Linked DNA regions of Mus musculus: region 1 is linked to region 2. A link is a loop called in an ENCODE intact Hi-C map of the cell type or tissue named here. Cell type or tissue: left cerebral cortex. All regions are shown on one strand. Each heading gives the region's core, and the rest is flanking DNA. Links, peaks and the distances in the headings are about the cores only.

Region 1 (11,626 bases), core at 1,706-9,705, 51 kb after region 2:
CCACCTCTAACAAACATTTTTCTTAATATTCTTTATTTTTATTTTATATATTAGGTAATACTACATTTGTGCAGAATACACAGAAGTCAGTGCAGAATGCTGAATCCCTTGGAGCTAGAATTAAGCAACAGTTAGCAGCTATGTTGGTGCTGAGAATTGAACCCAGGTCCCATGGAAGAGCAGTCATTGTTCTTCACCACTGAGCCAGAATTTTTCCAGCCACCTGCTCCCAAACATTTGTGATAGAAGAAAAATCTCAAAAGCACTGTGAGTAATTCCTCTCTGAAGCAACTTCAGGACATTGTACTAGAACCAGGGCTAAAAGTTACCTGTAACCTTTATTACAGGCAGGCTGGAGAGATGTCTCAGTGGATGGTGGCTCACAACTATCTCTAGTGGGATCCCATGTCTGCTTCTCATGTGTCTGAAGAGAGTTACAGTGTACTCATAGACACAAAATAAAGTTGTAAAGAGAATAAATAAAATAAACAACTTTATTGCAAGTGCCCTTGAATCTCAGAGCTCTGCAAGTTCAAGGCCAACCTGATCTACATAATGAGTTCTGGGCCAATCAAGGCTATATAGTGAAAACCGATGTAAGAAAAAAAAAGGCATATTTTATATATTTATTTTGTGTATGTGGAGTGAGGTCTGGCATGTCAGGTATGGTGTGCATGTAAGGGTCAAAGGGTAGAGTTAATTCTTGCCCTTCCCCCACATGGGGCCTGGGGATAGACCTCAGCCTTAGTGGCAGGCACCTTCATCTACTGAACATTCTCACTAGTCCAAAAGTTACCTTGTTGAAAGGTAATGAGTGTCTCGCTGTAGTTCTCTGGCCACAGATTGCAGGTCAGTGAGTCACTACAGAGTTCAGTGGCTTGGCTAGCAGATACAATGTTTCTAACGAGCCTCAAGAGTGAAGTGAAGGGCTGGAGAGATGGCTCAGTGGTTAAGAGCACTGATTGCTCTTCCAAAGGTCCTGAGTTCAAATCCCAGCAACCACATGGTGGCTCACAACCATCTGTAATGAGATATGGTGCCCTCTTCTGGTGTGTCTGAAGACAGCTACAGTGTACTTGAATAAATAAATCTTTAAAAAAAAAAAAAGAGTGAAGTGAAATAGAGCGGCAGCCTCAGGAGGAAGGTGCGCACATGGCCAAGAAGGGGCTTGGTACTTCAAACCATGGACACAGTGTGGCTCTAAGGCGGGACCTGAAGTTTTAGCACCTGCTGGACTCTGGCTAGCTTTCCAGTGAGTACTCAGACCATGTCTTTTGTTAAAATTAAAATTAGTTTGGCTGAAATTTGCCTCTATTTTTGAAGCCTTTTGATAGATAAATGTCTGTAATGCAAAAGTGTCCTTTGAGAGAGTGAATGGGCCATTCTTTCATATGCTACCAGCTTATTCTTACGTACCTGACACACTTACCATCCGTGCTGGCTACTCATACTTGACACAAGCTAGAGTTATCTGAAAGGAGGGAACCTCAACTGAGAAAGTAAGATCTGACAGGAGGGCATTTTCTTATGGGGGAAGGCCCAGCCCACTGTGGGTGGTGCCATTCCTGGCCTGGAGGTCCTGAGTTATTTTTTTTTAAAGATTTATTTATTTATTATATGTAAGTACGTGGTACTGTCTTCAGACACCCCAGAAGAGGGCATCAGATCCCATTACGGATGGTTGTGAGCCACCATGTGGTTGCTGGGATTTGAACTCAGGACCTTAGGAAGAGCAGTCAGTGTGCTTAACCTCTGCGCCATCTCTCCAGCCCTGGTCCTGAGTTCTTTAAGAAAGCAGGCTGAGCAGGCCATGAGGAGCAAGCCAGTAAGCAGTATCCCTCCATGGCCTCTGCGTCAGCTCCTGCCTCCAGGTTCCTGCCCTGTTTGAGTTCCTGCTCTGACTTCCCCCAGTAACGGACTGTTACCCAAAGTGTAAGCTGAAATAAACCGTTTCCTCCCTCAGTTGCTTTGGCCGCAGTGATTCATCCGTTTCATCAGAGCATCAGTAACCCTGACTAGGACATCGTGTTAACAAACTGGCTTCTCTGTGACAAAAACCAGAAGCCAAATCCCCTTTCCACAGAGGACCTGACTGAGATCCTAGGTGGGAGGAGTTGAATGGGACCGAGATTGAAGGTTGGCCTTCGCGAGCCACTCGGTAAGCAAGCACCGAGATCTCTAGGTCTCTTTCACGCTTTAAACTCTTACATTCGACGCTTAAAGCTAATGTCTCATCCTAAACTCTAGAACTTAGCGAGTTCTAAAAGCACAAACAGAAATGCAATGTGTGCAGAGCTGAGTAGACTCGGTTTTCTCACAGTTAAGTGTTGCTGCCTGAGAAGGCAGGACTGACTAACACCAGGGGGAGGAAGACAAGTGTGGAACTGGAAAGAGTGAGGGTATACAGACCGTTATTGTGAGCCTCCACCATCCTTCTCTCTCAAGACCTGGCGTCTTCTTGACTTGTTTCTATGAACAAACAAAAAATCTGCTTATTTGTTTAGAAGGTGATCTCTTGAAATTATCTACCTGAGGAACCTAAATTGCCCGTACCAAACCAAGTAGCTACCTACCATTATTAAAACGAAAGCGACATACGCTTTGCCCGTACTATTTCCTTACATTGTTAAGATGCTAAGAGGTTTTTAGTATCTAAAATCTCTTTAGTGACATTAAAAGAAATACTGTATCTCACAGAGATGTTAAAAGAGCATTAGGTAGTATTAGGCCATGACTCCTTTGTGTGGTGACTAAATGCCCTGGGCAAGTTGCTCAGCCAACCCTTCTGCGCTGTGCTCTCTCACAGAACTATAAAAATAAACACTATCTGGGCATGGAGGTGTGGTGGTGCACACCTTTAATAAGGGAGACAGGCAGGTGGATCTCTGTGAGTTCTAGGCCAGCCTGGTCTACACAGTGAGCTCCAGGCCAGCCAGGGAGTCACATGGAGAGAGGGGTGGGACACACGTACACACAGCCACATTTATTAAGTCACTGCTTGATAAATGGTTAAGTTCTATTTTTAACATCTCGTCTGTCAAGTTAAGAATGGTGGCGCATGCCTTTAATCCCAGCACTTGGGAGGCAGAGGCAGGCGGATTTCTGAGTTCGAGGCCAGCCTGGTCTACAGCGTGAGTTCCAGGACAGCCGGGGCTACACAGAGAAACCTTGTCTTGAAAAACCAAAAAAAAAAAAAAAAAAAAAAAAAAAGAGAGAGAGAGAGAAAAGAAAGAAAGAAAGAAAGAGAGAGAGAGACAGAGAGAGAGAGAGACAGAGAGAGACACAGAGAGAGAGAGAGAGAGAGAGAGAGAGAGAGAGAAAGAAAGAAAGAAGAGAAAGAGAGAAGGAAACAGATGGATTGGGTATGCCTCAGTTTCCCTGGGTTTCCTGTCTCGACAGCAAGCACTTCATATAAACTTTTGATGACCTCAAGTTTTCTTCAGCCCCACTGTCCACAGAACCTGGGTGTTTGGGTTTTCTTTTTGTGCTATTACAAATCATGAAAATATCAAATTCTACTTTCAGTTTATAATATGAAATAGGGAATCTCAAGCAAGAATACCCAAAAGAATAATTGGTAAAAATGGCAGATGCGGCCCACCCTGTCTTCTAACTGAAATCAACTCCGTGAGTTCTGTAGTGCCACTGTGAACTACGTACATTCCTCTCAATAGCAAAAGAGTTTCCATGGTTTGATGCCATGCTAGACATCCAAATCAGTCTCCTCCCACCCAGCACACTCTTTTATTAGATTCCTGTTGATTTCTTAGTTGCACATTTTGCAGTCAGAAAGAAATTTTTCTCAGGCAGGTCAAAACAGGTTTCCCGCATCCTGCTCCAAAGCAGAGAAGGGAGGTAGGGCTGGGACGGACTGTCTTGACGGATTGACAAGACCAAATGAGCTGTCCCTTTGACCCAGACGAGCGGTTTATAATCCAACCACCTATCATTTTAGATTCACTTTAAAGGAGAACGTAAATGATAGGCTAAACATTCCTCATCCGATTTTTTTTTTTAATGTACTAAAGTAGGGAAGGCAGGGCAGGCAGAACTGCAAACTGCATTCTTTAACAGAGGCAAGCGAAAGGATGAAAATCTAATCCCTCTATTGACGCTAGTAAATTGTGGCGGGGAGGGTAGGGGTGGAGAAAGAAGGTAAGGGAAGTGGCAGAGAAAAAGAAAATCAAATCACAATCAAATAAAACAAAGAATCAGGCAGCTCCAGACTCGATAAGAGTCTCTCGGCAAGAAGGCTAAGCAGCTCGAGGGCCTGAAGTAGGGACGCGGAAAAGGCTCTGGGCTCCCTGAGCCCCGGCTGCGGAGCCACAAGGGGCAGGCTACCCTACCGCAGTCATGAGGAGCGGCTCCCCATGTCCCAGGTCTTCTCTTGGTACTGTGGTGGGGGCTATGACAACGGTTGGCTCGGCCATTGCGACCTCCTCTTGCCACGGGTCAGTGCTGGCAGCCGCGGAACCGCTAGGAACCGTGGCCACGGGCCGATTGATTCCAAGCCTGCGCGCGTGAAAGCCTCGTGCAGAAAGAATCCTGAAGGTCACCTCCAGTGGTGGGGACAGGGAAGCGAGGCACGAGGCAGGCATCAGCGAAGCTGACTCAGTAGACGGTCTTTGAGATGGCCATGTGTGTGAGTCATAAAATATAGGGGACTGTGAAGTTGCCCGAGTTCTTCGGTGTGTATAGACAGGCACCCCACAAACTCGACCATTCCCTCACCAATCACCATCAACCCCACATCCTAGAAGGAGAAACTGGTAGCATATTTAGCTTTAAGATCCCATTCTATCAAAACAACTTTGGGTTGGAATCGGGGCAATCCTGAACACTAGGCTAGCCCCTTGGCTATGACAGCAGGCCACCTACCCATCTCTTCCATAGGCCTTTTGCCCAGTGGGCCTCTCTGACCTTTTTGGCTGTAGCTTCTCAACCTAGAAAAAAAATTTTTTTAAACAAATAGCTTTTTAAAAAAATTATTTTATGTATGTATGTATGTATGTATGTATGTATGTATGTGAGTACACTGTTGTTGTCTTCAGACACAACACACCAGAAGAGGGCATCGAATCTCATTACAGATGGTTGTGAGCCACCATGTGGTTGCTGGGAATTGAACTCAGGACCTCTGAAAGAACCATGAGTGTTCTTAACCACTGAGCCAGTCTCTCTAGTCTCTTCCTCCCTCCCTCCCTCCCTCCCTCCCTCTCTCCTTCCCTCCCTTCTCTTTCTCTCTCTTTTAGATTTATGTATAAGCACTCTATCTGCATGTACACTTGTGTGCCAGAAAAGGGTATCAGGTTCCATTACAGATGGTTGTGAGCCACCATGTGGTTGCCGGGGATTAAACTCAAGACCTCTGGAAGAGCAGCCACTGTTCTTAACCACTGAGCCACCTCTCCAGCCCCAGAAAGATTTTTAAAAAGTTTTTCAACCTTATTTTCCATTTACGCTTCAGGCAACCCTCACAAGGCAGGCATTAATTGGTTCCATCTGAAGAATGAGGACAGCTTCCTCCGACAGTGACACTATGACACCCGGAAGCCCAAGAATTCAAACCCAGCTCTGGCCAGCTCCAAATCGTCTCTGCCCTCAACAGCATGAGGTTTTGGTTTCTCACCACCAACTTTCAAGAGTGAGTACACTCTGAGATGACCACCAAGAGCAGCAGCAGCAGTGGAGTACAGGCAGCTGGAGCCTAGAGGATGATGCGTGTGCTACAAAGGGCATGGCTGGAGAAGTGACCCAAGTCCTTGGAGGAGCCCAGAAGATCGTGAGTTGGATCCCAGACATTGGATGGTTGAAGATTGACTTTTGCTTTTGATTGTGACTGTGCCCTGATATTTTCCCTCTTGAAGGAAGAAACTGTTTTAGTGGAGCCCACAGTTAAGAGACTTTTAATTGTAAAAAGACTTTGGATTTTAAAAGAGATGGATATTTTAAAGAGATTGAAATTTTAAGAATATGTAAAGACTGTGGGACTTCTAAAGTTATTTAGATCTTTAGTTAATTAGATGGTTGTTTCTTCCCTCGCTTTGTTCCCTAAAACCATCTAATTCCAGAGAAAGGACTCCACAGCTAGGAGCACTGGCTGCTTTTCCGGAGGACTGAGGTTAGGTTCCCAACACTCACACGGTGGCTCACAGTCCTGACTCCAATTCCAGGAGATCCAATGCCTCTGACTCCTGTAGGTACGAGCAAGGCACACACAGGGGGCACACACATACCCACAGGCAAAGCACTCATACATATAAACTGAAAATATTCTCAGGGCTGGAGCTCTGAGGGGAAAAACAACTTCCTGGGCCTCTTAGCCTGATCATGTTGAGTTTAACATCCCTGGAAACCACGTGGTATAAGCACAAAACTGACTCTCAAAGCTGCCCTGGGGCCTCTACTTAAATGCTGGGATACACATGCACACACATACCTAAATCGGAACACAAGAGGACCTTATGTAAGAGCAGTTCTAGCTTGGTATCAATCTAACTTACTGGTCCTTTCAAAAATTGATGTTCACAACTAGAGAGGCTGCTCAGCAGTTAAAAACACTGGCTGCTCTTCCAGAGGACCTGGGTTCAGTTCCCAGCGCCCACATGGTGGCTCACAAATGTTTGTAAATGCAGTTCTGGGGGATGTGGCAACCTCTTCTGGCCTCCCAGGGCACCAGGCATACACACACACAGGAGACAAACACCGAGGCAAAACACCAGGCATACACACACACACAGGAGACAAACACCGAGGCAAAACACCAGGCACACACACACACAGGAGACAAACACCGAGGCAAAACACCACACACACACATTTTATTTTTAATTGCTGTTCTTGAAACATCTTGTGATTCTGTGAAAACACAATTGATTTCAATCCCAGGGCAGGAACTAAGAAAAAGTTGTCCGGTTTTAAGATTTGTGACTTTCTCTCCTTCCACTGACACGTGGGTTCTGGGCTCTTGCTCAGCAGGCCCACGAGGCAAGCATATTTTACCTGCTGAGCAGCAGGCCTGCCTCAGATCCTTGGTAACTCTGCTAGCATTTCATCTAATTTCTCTAAAAAGTTGGCATTCTTCTCTCCAGCCCCCTGCACCCTAGGCCTCCAAGTGCCAAGGTTACAGGCATTCACTACCACACTTGGCTTCTCAATGTACTATTTTTAAAAGGCCCTGGATTTCAAGTATAAAATGGATGGAAGTTATATGGTTAAGATGAAAATAAACACTAAGTTCTCAAATATGACAGGTTAGTCAATTCCACCCCGAGCTTCATTGCACTTTCTTATTTTGGCTGAGCCTGTAAAACTGGCTCAGCAGACGAGGGACTGAGACCCTGGAGACTATGAAGAAGGTACAGAGAAGTCCAGAAACCTACACAAGGTGTGCAAGTGAAAAGAAGGGAACCAGATGAAAAAAAAAATAGTCTACCTCAGACTAGAAACATGTAGGTCACTGGTTTCAAGGACTTTCATCCATAGAGCAAACCAAACAAAGCTGCGGAAAACATTGCTGGGGCTGGAACAAGGCTCATTTGGCAGTTGCTGTCTAGAATGCCCCAGCTGTGAAGTTAGCTCTAGTATCACAGCGCCTGGGCACAGGGTGGCATCCTAGTGCTGGGGGTGGGGAGTGTGGGGGAAGAGGTGGGGGAAGAGGATGACAACTTCAAGGTGGAAGTTCAAGGAGTTAAGAAAAAAGCTAAACAAAACCCACCACTACCACTGTATAAAGGATCAGGAGTTTCTTTTCTGGTTAACAATAATGTAAGCTAGAGCTACAAGACATTTAGTGTCTAGTAATACCTGTTACCCATCAGACCTCCAAAAATGTTTTTCTAAAATTTCTTGGGAAATTTTACTTCCCAAGGATAACTCTCAAATCAGGGCTGAAGAGTTTGACTCCAAGTTTATGCCAAATACCTCTTCGAAAGTAACTTTAAACTGCCATTCACTGATCTCAAACTGGAAAAACCACCACCATAAATGGTTAAATACATTATCCTGACACAGAAGTGATTTCCTAAACTTGGGGGCTTGAGCTCAGCTACAGAGAGCACTTGCTGCTCTTACACATGACCTAGGTTTGGTTTCCAACACCCACATGGCAGTTGAGAGGCCCTGACCCCTCCTCCTCCTCGACACAGGTACTGAACTCATGGATGTCATATGCACCCACATCTCTAAAAAATGTGCTTTAACTGGCAGAATCATCTCAGAGCAAACATGCTACACATAGCATTCAAGGATTAATTACTACATAGTCCTGCAAAACAAACACTAACATTGTCGATAGACTTGGACATGGTTTTAAATCCTAGTCCTGGGCTCAAATGATTGCTTACAGAGTAGTTCCAAAGGTTTCAACAGCTGTGATCATAGGAATTATGTATTTTTCAATATCCTGGAAAACGAGGGGAATACCCCTTGTATGTCTTCTGTACTCTATGACATAAGACATGGCACAAGTGAGCTAGGGATGTAGTTCAATGGCCTCGAGTCCCAGCACAAGGGCAAAAAAGTAATGCCAGGCATGGTGGCACACACTGTAATTCCAACACACACACACACAACCTCCCCCCCACACACACACACTTCCTTTAACTTCATTATTGGTTGGTTATTTGTACCTTAGTTATTAATTTATTTGGACTTCCAAACAACTGGAAAAAATACATTAATAGAACTGTTATTTTACAGGGGCACCTGGCTTAAAACACGGTAATACTTAAGGCAAAAGGCCAGAGACTATTAAAAAGAATCACTATCTCACTGGACATCTAGAAAGACTCCTTGGCAACAGTGATGGCACCTTGTATGTAAATTAATTAAGATCTTGGACAGCAGACCTGAAGATCATTCACAGTGGTGTCCACAAAGGTGAAAGCCATTTATCACCCTAGGGTGAACATTTATGATCTTTTAAAGACTAACACCGCAGCCTGCCAGTAGTGGCGCATGCACACCTTTAATCCCAGCACTCGGGAGGCAGAGGCAGGTGGATTTCTGAGTTCGAGGCCAGCCTGGTCTACAGAGTGAGTTCCAGGACAGCCAGGGCTACACAGAGAAACCCTGTCTCGAAACACCCCCCCCCCCCCCAAAAATGACTACCACCACTCAATGGCAGGGCCTCCCAAATGGCCATCTATTTCAGCAAAGCTTTCACTTGAGGAATAGGATGAGCAGAGTTAGTGTCTAACTTCCCTCCCTCAGTCCCTCTATAGCCTCTATAGCAATAAGGCAGTAACCTACTATGTAATGAGCTGCCCCACCTTCTAGGACAACTCTGCATCTTGTGGGCCATGATAAGCATGTAAGAACTCTACTCACCCTTTCAACCTTGGTTGTGGTTTGCTATGAAATCAGATATTTAAATGGCAGAAAAGAAAAACCTTGGTAACCATGCCTTGAACCTAAATGACAGAGAAAGCAATGGCAGAAACAGCAAAAGCTAAAAATGACAGCTTAGGTGATCTGCTTACCTAACCCTAAAACTATGTTATGGTAAAACAGGCTATAAGCAGATAAGCAAGCACAGCTGAAATTGCTCTGATAAGCTAAGAAGCAAAGGTAAATCATAGCATCCTTCAGCTAGCGAGCTACGGACAAAGTCGCAGCTGCTCTAAGAGGTAGGAAGCCAGGCTGGAGAGTGAGGGCTTCAGCAGTTGAGAGCCCTTGTGCTTACAGAGAGGGACCAGGTTGCGTGCATTCCCAGCATCCACAAGCTGGTACATAGTTCTTGGGCCTGGTGCCCTCTCCTGACTGCTGTGGGCAGTAGGCACACTTGTGGTATACGTACAGGCCAAACACTCATACCCATCAACCTAAAATCTTTAAATAAGAAAAGGTAAATGCTAAATATGTATTACATCCCAATTCCTTACAAAAGGTTCATTTATAAAAGGGTTTTTTTCTTCTTCTTGGAGACAGGGTCTCACTGTGGAGTCCAGTCTGGCCTGGTATGTGCTATGTAGACCAGGCATTAGGCTGGCCCCTAAACTTAAGAGATGTGCCTGCTTCTTCCTTTAAAGGCTCAGCCATAAAAAGGGCTTTTAATTTTTGTAAGGGCAGGAAGTTCCTACAAGAGTCTACCTCACACCATGGAGAAAGCAACTTCACACGCTATCCCCAAAATCAGACACTAATAGTTATTAAATCACTCAGATTCAGAGCAACAATTGGGTAAATTGTAATTTTTTTTATTGGAAAACAAATATACAACTTGGAATGGATTTGAGGCAAGTTGTGCCATGAGCAGGTTTTCTTTAAGTGGCTAAACAAAGTTTAAAAAGCAAGTAACAATAAAAGAAAATGTTCCTGGTACAATACCAGCAGTACAAAAAAATAGTGTCCGAGTACCTGGATAAAACACCCGTTTTGCAATAGTGCAACTTTTAAGTACATATTGTTGACTGTCCACAGTCCACGCAGAGTTACAGCTCCACACTTCAACAACAACATGCTGACAGTTCCTAAAAGCTACTTTAAAAAAGGCATAACCCAGATGTTCCCTCATTGGACCAACTCCATCTAAGTTTAGATGTGCAGACGGGCTTAGATATAGCCAGAGTAAGCCACATGCAACATGTTACTTCATCAATTTTCTAAAATAAGGTTTAAGGACAATGACAGTAAGATAAGGGAAGAAAACATGGAGGAATGAAGTCCTAATTACTATACATGCATATTTTTTGACAGTAGGGGGGGGGAACCTTTTACAGATAAGTTACAAACAAAGAAAAGGCAAATAAACAATTTTGTACAAGAAATTTAACACATTCTGTACAATGTCTTCACTTCGCTGTCATCATTTGTACAAACTCTGGAAAAAAAAATGAGAAACACAGAAACGTGAGTCATCCATAGGACAAGCCAGCGTGACCACACACTGCACCTCTGTCCCTTCCTTCAATCACCTCAGCAGCAGGGAAGCCAGTTAATGGCCAAAGCTTATCTTCATAATCACTAGAAACTTAGATAGATCATTAAACATGAGGCAATTAATGTTGGGGCTGAGGGATAGAGCTTACTGTACAACACTTGCCTAGCAGAGGTAAGACCCAGAGTTCAATCCCCAGGAACAGAATGGGAGGGAGAGCATTCTTGCCTTACTTGGCTTACTTTACACTTGATTTTTATTTTTTTATTTTTTATTTTTTTTCTTTTTTCCGGAGCTGAGGACCGAACCTAGGGCCTTGGGCTTGCTAGGCAAGCACTTTACCACTGAGCTAAATCCCCAACCCCCACACTTGATTTTTATATCAGTTAGGTCAAAAGTCAATTGTAACCTCAGTGCAACAACTGCTTTAACTTTTATAAGGCTAACATTTATGCAGCTTACAACTGTTACGTCGTGAAAAAGTGAAAGGCAAAAAGAAGTCCTTTCCATTTCTAAAAGCCTCACTTCCTGGGCAGCCATCTCAATTTCAAGTAACCAAGATATTTTTTAATTAAAACCATTCCAGATTGGAATCAGAAAGAAAAAACAGAACCTAGTCACATACAGTCTGTTAATTTCATTTTAGGAAATTCACAGTAAAATTTCAAACTTTTAAAATGATCCCATCACCTTCTACAAAAACTGCACAGCTCCGTCCAAATGTTAACAACTTGTTACAGTGTTCGT
Region 2 (8,000 bases), core at 1-8,000:
GAGAAAGAGCTTTACTCCTCAGCCTCTCAGGACACTCTTCTTCCTCTGTAATATCCTGAGAGGCTGAGATCTCTGAAGGTTCTCCAGTGTTGTGCAGAGCGAGGGTTACACAAAGCAGCCAAGCCTCGGGGCCCCTGACACAGCCCAGACCCTTCTGCCTCTGCTGCCATGACCTGGATCTCAGGGGCCAAAGCGATTTGATGTGGCTTGGTGCTTGCCCGTTAGCTGGGCTGCGGTGGATGGCTTTGAGAAGAGCAGGCAACTGGGAGAGCAGGAAGATCAGAAGTCTGGCCTTTTGCCGAGAATGGGGAGGATGGGGAAGAGAGACGGGGAGGATGGGGATGGGGGGAGAGATGGGGAGGATGGGGAAGAGAGATGAGGATGATGAAGATGGGGGAAGAGATGGGGCACATGGGGAAGAGAGATGGGGAGGATGGGGAAGAGAGATTGGGAAGAGAGATGGGGAGGATAAGGATGGGGGAGAGATGGGGAGGATGGGGATGGGGGGAGAGATGGGGAGGATGGGGAAGAGAGATGACAAGGAGGATGGGGAAGAGAGATGGGGAGGATGGGGAAGAGAGATGATGAGGAAGATGGGGAAGAGAGATGGGGAGGATGGGGAAGAGAGATGGGGAGGATGGGGAAGAGAGATGACAAGGAGGATGGGGAAGAGAGATGACGAGGAGGATGGGGAAGAGAGGCGGGGAGGATGGGGAAGAGAGATGGGGAGGATGGGGAAGAGAGATGAGGAGGATGAGGAAGGGGGAGAGATGGGGAGGATGGGGAAGAGAGATGGGGAAGATGGGGAAGAAAGATGAGGAGGATGAGGAAGGGGGAGAGATGGGGAGGATGGGGAAGAGAGATGGGGAAGATGGGGAAGAAAGATGAGGAGGATGAAGATGGGGAGGATGAGGAAGGGGGAGAGATACTGTGGGGTAGCCACGGTCTGAAGCTTCTGTCTGCCAGACAAATTCCTTCTGTGGAACCGTCCTGACCATTTGACCCCCAGATGAGGTGATTTGGTTGTGCGTTTCTTTCCACTTCTCCCTGGAGGCATGCTCCTTGTGGCACACAGATGTGGGGGAGAGGAAGTCCTGGGCATTGCCTCTGTAGTAGTGCAAGGACAGGCCAGGGTTCAGAATCCCCCCGCGACTCCACCCAGCTTGCCTGGCTGGGCACAGTTGTCTTGTTGAGCCCCAGGATCCAGGAAAAGACTGTGTCCAGTGGTGGCCCAGGGTGTGGCCCTTAGCCCCGTGTCCCACAGGCTACCCATTCCTTAAATGCCTCTCCTCTAAAACTCAGCCTCATAATCTACCCCAGTCCCCAGCAGGTGAGTGGTGAGCCTCCACCAGCAGTGGGGCTGGCAAAGGCTTTCACTTCCTGGTCCTCTGTAAGCCATAGAGTCACCAGATGTGACCTGCCTGTGGGTACTCCAGAGCTTTTGGCCGCTTACCCTACAGACCCCTCTGAAGACAGATAACCTCAGCCAATCAGGGAAGACAGTTGTGCTGCATCCCAGAGACCCAGGAAGAGAAAGACACAGGCGTGGGTTTGGTCACACAAGAGCGACCAGCCACCAGTACTCTAGAAGACCCCTCCTAGGCTGGTCTAGTGACCCTGGGTACCTACCTTCTCAGCAAGGGCCTTTCAAGAAACCCAGGGTAGCATATCAACTGGACACTAGGTGCCCTTTGCCTCCGACGGGAAAGTAGAACTGGCCGGTGACTCTAGTAGCTGTGTTCTAGAAGGGGTATGGGACTCGACGGCTGTGTCCCCGTCTGGTTGGACAGGTTGAGGGAGCAAACCTGGAGCCAGCACTGACCTAGAAGCATGTAGTCTCCCCAAGAGTGCCTGAAGAAGACCCCTCCAGTGCAGTGGCTCCTGAACGCAGTCCCGGTGGCTTCAAGCGGGGCCTCCAGGGCCCTGCCGACTCCCGCAGCCTCCCGGCTGATTCCCAGCTTCCCGGCTGGAAAGGCTGTTAACAGAATCCCAGGAATGTGCCTGGAGCTCAGAGAGAAAATTCCCAGACTAGCTTCTATAAATACTTCAGGGCAGGGGTGGGGAGCAGCGCCCAGCTTGGCCCACAGCTGGCCTAGCACTAAGGACCACTTCCCGGGTTGGGCTCCCTAGAAGACGTAAGCCCACACCCCCTCGGGACCTTTCTGCTACGCCTCCGTTCTTCTGACATCATGAGGCACTGAATTAATGGGGTGAGAGTGTTAGTGGCAAAGCCTAAGAAAGGGCTAAGAAGGCCCTTCCTTCTTTTCCACACCCAGCTATGGCCTCAGTTCTACCCTGAGGCTCAACAGACAACGAACTCCTAACAGGAAATGCCCCGCACTCTCAGTCTCCAGACCTCGGCCAAGTATAGGCCCCTCAGACTACAGGCCTCCTGAGCTCACTGAAGCAGGAAGTCCAACCCAGGAAGCCCTTAAGGCAAAGCCAGGCATCCTTGGCTGTGGTGTGTGTGTGTGTGTGTGTGTGTGTGTGTGTGTGTGTGTGTGTGTGTGTGTGTGTGGTGTGTTGTGTGTGTCCAGGACCCTCCCACCTGGCTTCTGTTGAGAGCTGCTGCCTTGCTTAGAGCAGAAAGGCTGGCAGGGAAGTCAGTCTCTCTCTCCCCCCCCCTCTTTCTCCCTGGAACACAAGCCGGGAAGGTCCACAGGAGCCCCACGGTTACCAACTATGATGTGGAGGTGGTGTCTGACCTCAGGAAAGGCTTCCTGGGAGAACAGAGCCCTCAAAGAGTGGTGTGGGCAGGAGCCCTTCTGAGAGCTGAGGAAAGAGGCACTAGAGATGGGAATTTCTGGAGACTTTAACCATCGTCCTGTCTGTCCCAGAAGCCCCTGTGATGGCTGTTTGTAGTCCAAGTGCGTCATGCAAGTACAGTGTTCCACGGGCATGGGTAACTTTTACATGGCTGCCAACTCCCTGTGAGCGGGCAGCCCAGTCATGGCTCCACAGTGAAGGGTCAGAAACTAAGGGCCTCTTCACAGAACTAGATCCCTCCCAGCAGATGAGGGACAAGCGGGGACAGAGGGGGGGACTCTGTGGGGACAGACTGTGGATTGAACTGAGACACCAGTTCTGTGTTCCCACCATCTCCCTGGAGACCTGGAGCCAGTGAAGTGTCAGGAGGGTGCTGATGGGCCCTGGGGGCAGTGCCAGGCTGGGGACAGCAGGTGAGACCTTGCATCTTCCTGTGCTTGGGTCCCACCCAGTTGTCAGGCAGCAAACAGCACTGGGTTGCTACCAAACACAAATGCTGCTGGTGTCAGGGGCAGGTGGCCACAGATCCTGTTACAGGCCCTGGGCCTCCAGGCCTTAGCCTGACCCCATCCTGGCCTGGTGTCTTCTTTCAGGTTCTAAGGTCAGCATGTTGGGGTGGGGGTGGGACATGAGCCAGTTCCACTGCACAGTCCTTCCTAACAGAGGACCCTGCCATCTCCTTCCGTCTAAGGAAGTGGACAGTACTGGCCTCTCCGTGCCCCATGCCCGCTGTGGCCTTCCTAAAGAAGTTGCTGTTGTTTGCTACTGCGAGTCTGGCTGCACCTTCTCCAGATTCATCCTTCCAGAGTTCTCAGCAGCCCTGTGAGGAAGGACTCCCCCCAACCCCCAACTGACCCTCCCCCTCCCCCTCCCTCTCCCCCCAGTTTACAGAGACCCATGTCAGTTTGCTGAGGTCACAGTGCATGTCAGTGGCAGAGCTGGCCTTCTGGCTGCTAAGCCCTGGCCTTTGTTCTCTACTGAGGCGCACGTTCAGCCTGCAGACACATCTGGCTCCTTCCCAAACACCCACACCTTCTCTCTGCCAGCCTCCCTACTTGTTAGGCAAGTTAGGCAAGCGGTGGCAGCGCAGCGTACCACAGAGCTCCTTCCCTGCTCTCTGTTTATTTCCATTTGGTTTCCGCTAAGTTCCCCAGGCTAGCCTAGAACTCTCTTGCCTGGTCAGGTCTTCAACTTGTTATTCTCCTGCCTCAGCCTCCCAAGTGGCTGGGACGATGGGTTTGCACCACTAGACCCAGCTAGAGATTGGGAGGTGAGGGGGGTGGACTCTTCTTACCAATAAAGTTTCCTGTGGAAGGCAGCTCCAGAAAGAAAGCGCAGAGAAGAGAAGCAAGTAGACCCGCCCCACCACCACCCCACACCCCACACCCCACACCCACCCCTCTGACAGGCCCCGCTGGCCACCTCTATCCTCAAGCACTCCCTGTGGGTAGCATTGAGAGGCTTCAGAGCGCTTGGTTTTTGGTACTTCATTTTGGTGTCTGATAGCCATCGGCTAGAACCTTCCTTCCTTCCAGCCTGTAGGCCCTGTTCCATTGTGAGTGAGCTACTTAAGGTCCTGCCCTGGCCATGTGGGCAGAACTGCGTGGCCTGGGCACTACTGGCCGGACAGACGCTGCCTGCCGCTGGTTCTGGTAACCCTGAGTCAGCACTGCTGTGTGCATCTGGTCAGCCCTGTGTGCCGCTACTCCCTGCCCCCACCTGCTGTTCTCCAGCCTCAGCTGAGGCTACCGAACTCCTGGGTCCTTGGGTGTGTCTATGCTTAGGGTCATAGGAGGGTGCCACTCGACGAGTCGGTTGTGGCCCCAGGACCTCCAGCCAGCGCCTCTGGAGACAGAGCTTTCCCCAGTCCTCCTCAGCACCCTCTCTGCTGCCTAATTGGTCATGTTCCAAGCTCTCTTAGGATTTATGAAGTCAGCCATGTACATCTTTCCTGGTGCGTCTCCATAGCAACCAAGGGCCTAACTCTAGGGAGCTTGGGGAGGAGGAGGAGAATAATCCAGCTAAAAATGTGCATGGCCGCCAGTGGGCGGGCTGCAGAGAGGGGGCTTCAGGCACAAAGACAGCTCCCTGCCCCCACTCTGGTCCCCTGCCTCCCCAGGAGATCAGGGTTGAAGATTTATACCTCCACTCTTTGGAACAAGAGAAGTGCTCACTTCTCAGCATCCTGGGATACCTTCACAGTGGCAGGTCAGTAGAATGGTACAGAGTAGCCTTTCTGGGACCTGGAGCCTTCCCCGTGCCCACACCCTGTCCCTTGTCCTTGTCCCTGGGAGGATGGGGGATGTTCAAGACTGCCGGTTTCACTTCCCACCCGCTTTGTGACAATTCCTGGCACTTCCTCTAGCTTACTCTCTTCAGTTCTTTGCAGTGGTCCTTTGAGCTAAAACTGCAAAGCCATACTTCCTGCTCTTGACCGAAGGGGCCTTGGATAGCTGAGTCCCTTTTCTCTCATTCTCTCAGCAACTGCTCTGTGCCCTGATCCACTCCCTCCAGCGCCCGCCCGCCCTGGCACCTGTGAGCGTAGAGTCTGCTGGCTGCTTGGTCTCGGGACCCAGCAGTCCCCGGGGGAAGATGGGCTGCTGAGGCAGGCAGACAAGCACCCCCTCTTTGTCACAAAACTAGATAACCTTCCTGCTGTGGGTGCCCCCTTGGGGTGAGGGGCAGCGTGGCCTGGGCACTACTGAGCATGCTCCAGTCTTAGACAGCTTTTCGTCCACTGACTCATTCCTGCCACCCGGCTTAGATGCCCAGGCCCTGATAAAATGCATTATTTTATTTTTATTTTTCCATTTGTTGAAGAGTGAGTTGGAGGGCTCAGAATTCCCCACACGGGGCCACTCAAAATCAGGTCTAGGCTTAAAGGCCCATCTTTTGAAGACAAGAGGAACATAGCTACTACAGGTTAAAACAGGGCTTGGGCAGGGTCGGATGGGTTTTGCATAAGTAAAGGGCACAGTCATTTGTCTGTGGCCCAGCCAGACCTGAGGGCCTCTCTGGCTCGCCCTGGTTGCTAAGCTCTCCCCACCGGCTCTGGAGGCCCAGGCCTGGTTAACCTCGTCCTCTGCTTCCTTTCTAGGGTCTGATGCTGAGTCAGCTGGGCCACAAGAGCCTGGCCCAGAAGGTGCTGCGGGATGCTGTGGAGAGACAGAGCACCTTCCACGAAGCGTGGCAGGGCCTGGGGGAGGTGCTGCAGGACCAAGGCCAGAACGAAGCGGCCGTGGACTGCTTCCTCACAGCCCTGGAGCTGGAGGCCAGCAGCCCTGTGCTGCCCTTCTCCATCATTGCCAGAGAGCTGTGAGCCTCTGCAGCTGCAGCTGGCAGCCATATACTGCCTGCCAGGGGCGGGGCGGGGGCAGCAGACACAGGCAGGGGGCAGGGAAGGGCGTGTGTCCAGATGTGGGGCCTCAGGGAATAGATGACAAGTGAGCACTTCCACTGGCTTCCATGCCACTTCTCCTCCCACACTCCACACCCTGCAGGCCCAGCTGGGCCTAAGCTCCTGACTGAAGCTGGGGGGACAAGATTTGCATCCAAGGCAAACGCCTCGCCTCCCCCAGAGACTGCCGGTTGCTGGGCACCTCTTAGATAAAAGGTGTGTCTGGGAGCCAAGCCCCTTCCTTGGCTTCCCCCACCACCCCGGGTTTCCTGGTTTGGGATGAACCAATCTTGAGTTTGTGTACCACAGAGATGAGTGCCTTGGGAGACAAACTGGCTTGAATCTCAGCGACTTCACAGAGCTGTGAGCAGACGTGCCGGAGAGCCCCGGATACATTTCCCCATCCGATCTCAGGGCAGTGCAAAGCTTGAAGCCTTGCCCAGGACAGCCACAGCTTGAGGTCCCAGATACAAAGAGGGACAGTGGGCTCCTGGGCTCTTGTCAGCCTGAATTGGCCCTGTTGATGCCTGGTGTTTCCTTTATGGGGAGGTTGCCTAGAGGCTACATGTGATTTCTCTGTACCACCAAGTGCCTTTTGGACTCATGTCGGCCAGGCCTCTAAACACCGTCCCCCGTCTTCCATTTTCACTCACTGTCATCTCCCTGGAGACACGCCCCAGTCAGTAGACTCCGTGGGCCCTGAGCCGGTGGCCTCCAGGATACGCCTTGGAATACAAAACAGGGTTCTGACGTAGCCATTCCTGGTACCTTGAGTACACAGTCCCTCAAGTCTTTGGACCCGCCCACTTGGGTGAATGACATCCAAGTGACCATTTATAGGCCTCAGCCCAGTACACCTCATCACCCACTGCCCAGTTTTCATCTTAGGCTTTGCTGAGTGACCCCAAAGCCCCAGCTTGGCCTTTTGTGCTCCCCTGCCTAGATTCCCACAGCGGCCATGCTTGAGGAACCTGACAGCCTGCCTCACCTTTCTGTGCCCGCGTGCTCTCTGTCAGGTCGCTGGGCAGCTGTCCCTCCCTGGCTCGTCAGCCATGCACTCTGGTTTTGAAACTTTCCCTCAGGAAGCCATTCCCCAAGGCCTAGCAGAGAGTTCCTTCTGTCTCCCCTACTCTGGGTAGAGCTCCCTCGGGTTCACCTTGCGCTTGTGTTAGAATGTGTCAGGGGTCACCGTGCTGACCACAGTGGCCTTGCGGAGAAAGCCGTTGGAGTCTGGCTCCGTGGTGGACTGATGTACCCTGCTTGTCCCCTCGTGTCTCCAGAGAGCTGGTGCCTCCTGGCCACAGCCACAGGCCAAAGGGAGGCTATTCAGTCCTTGGTTGAAGGGTCTCTATGTGTATATGTGTATGTGTGTGCATATATATATATATGTATATGTATATATATGCTAGAGATCTATATTTTTATGGAATTCTGTTAGAGTAAAAAAGAGAAAAGCAGATACTATTGGCTGGCCTTGGAGGTCAATCTTGGCAGTGGGAAAGACAGCAAATGTGTGGACTGACTAAGCGTCCTCTCTTTGGAGGCCCTAGGAGGCAGGCCCAGTGCCTGACAGTGACTTTGGAAATTGAATAAAAGACCCTTGGAGGGGGACAAGACTGTCTGAAGAGTGTCCAGTTACTTGATGCTCAGCATAGAGCAGTGACCCGGGCCCTGGAGAAGAGACCCTGTCAGAGGAGAAACCCAAAAGGCAGGGCTGAGGGAAGGAGAGTGGGAAGAGAGAAGAGGCCCAGCTCCGAGAAGGTTGATTCCTATCGGGTAAGCAGTAAGACTAGAGGTCAAGCCAATGCCTGCAAGTTCTCGGGGGAGGTAGAGGGGT

The links. Hi-C counts contacts between places; a loop is a spot of excess contacts. Peaks named below come from ENCODE experiments on the same cell type or tissue, not always from the same donor. Only the 100,000 strongest peaks of a DNase experiment are listed, where the experiment ranks them.
Region 1: a loop joins it to region 2, with 4 times the contacts of the local background. A loop is called at or near these places in 7 of 42 quality-filtered maps.

What each region holds. Positions count from the first base shown.
Region 1 is chr17:87,423,234-87,434,859 of GRCm38, forward strand. Stpg4 (sperm tail PG rich repeat containing 4) reads right to left here and starts at 4,508. Exons shown (of 7, transcript NM_029298.1): 1 at 4,347-4,508; 2 at 2,410-2,469. The coding sequence starts at 4,430. It overlaps Calm2 (calmodulin 2), which reads right to left. Exons shown (of 6, transcript NM_007589.5): 6 at 10,168-10,822. The coding sequence ends at 10,794. In left cerebral cortex, for the core only: a CTCF peak has its summit at 5,286; no DNase peak of the experiment used is centred there.
Region 2 is chr17:87,373,986-87,381,985 of GRCm38, forward strand. Ttc7 (tetratricopeptide repeat domain 7) reads left to right here. Exons shown (of 20, transcript NM_028639.3): 20 at 5,864-7,785. The coding sequence ends at 6,085. LOC102632541 (a long non-coding RNA gene) reads right to left here and starts at 2,474. Exons shown (of 3, transcript XR_003952232.1): 1 at 1,823-2,474. In left cerebral cortex, for the core only: CTCF peaks have their summits at 4,813 and 5,412 (motif pointing left); DNase peaks (open chromatin) are centred at 2,559, 3,815, 4,749, 5,060 and 3 more places; H3K4me3 peaks cover 489 bases; H3K27ac peaks cover 4,754 bases.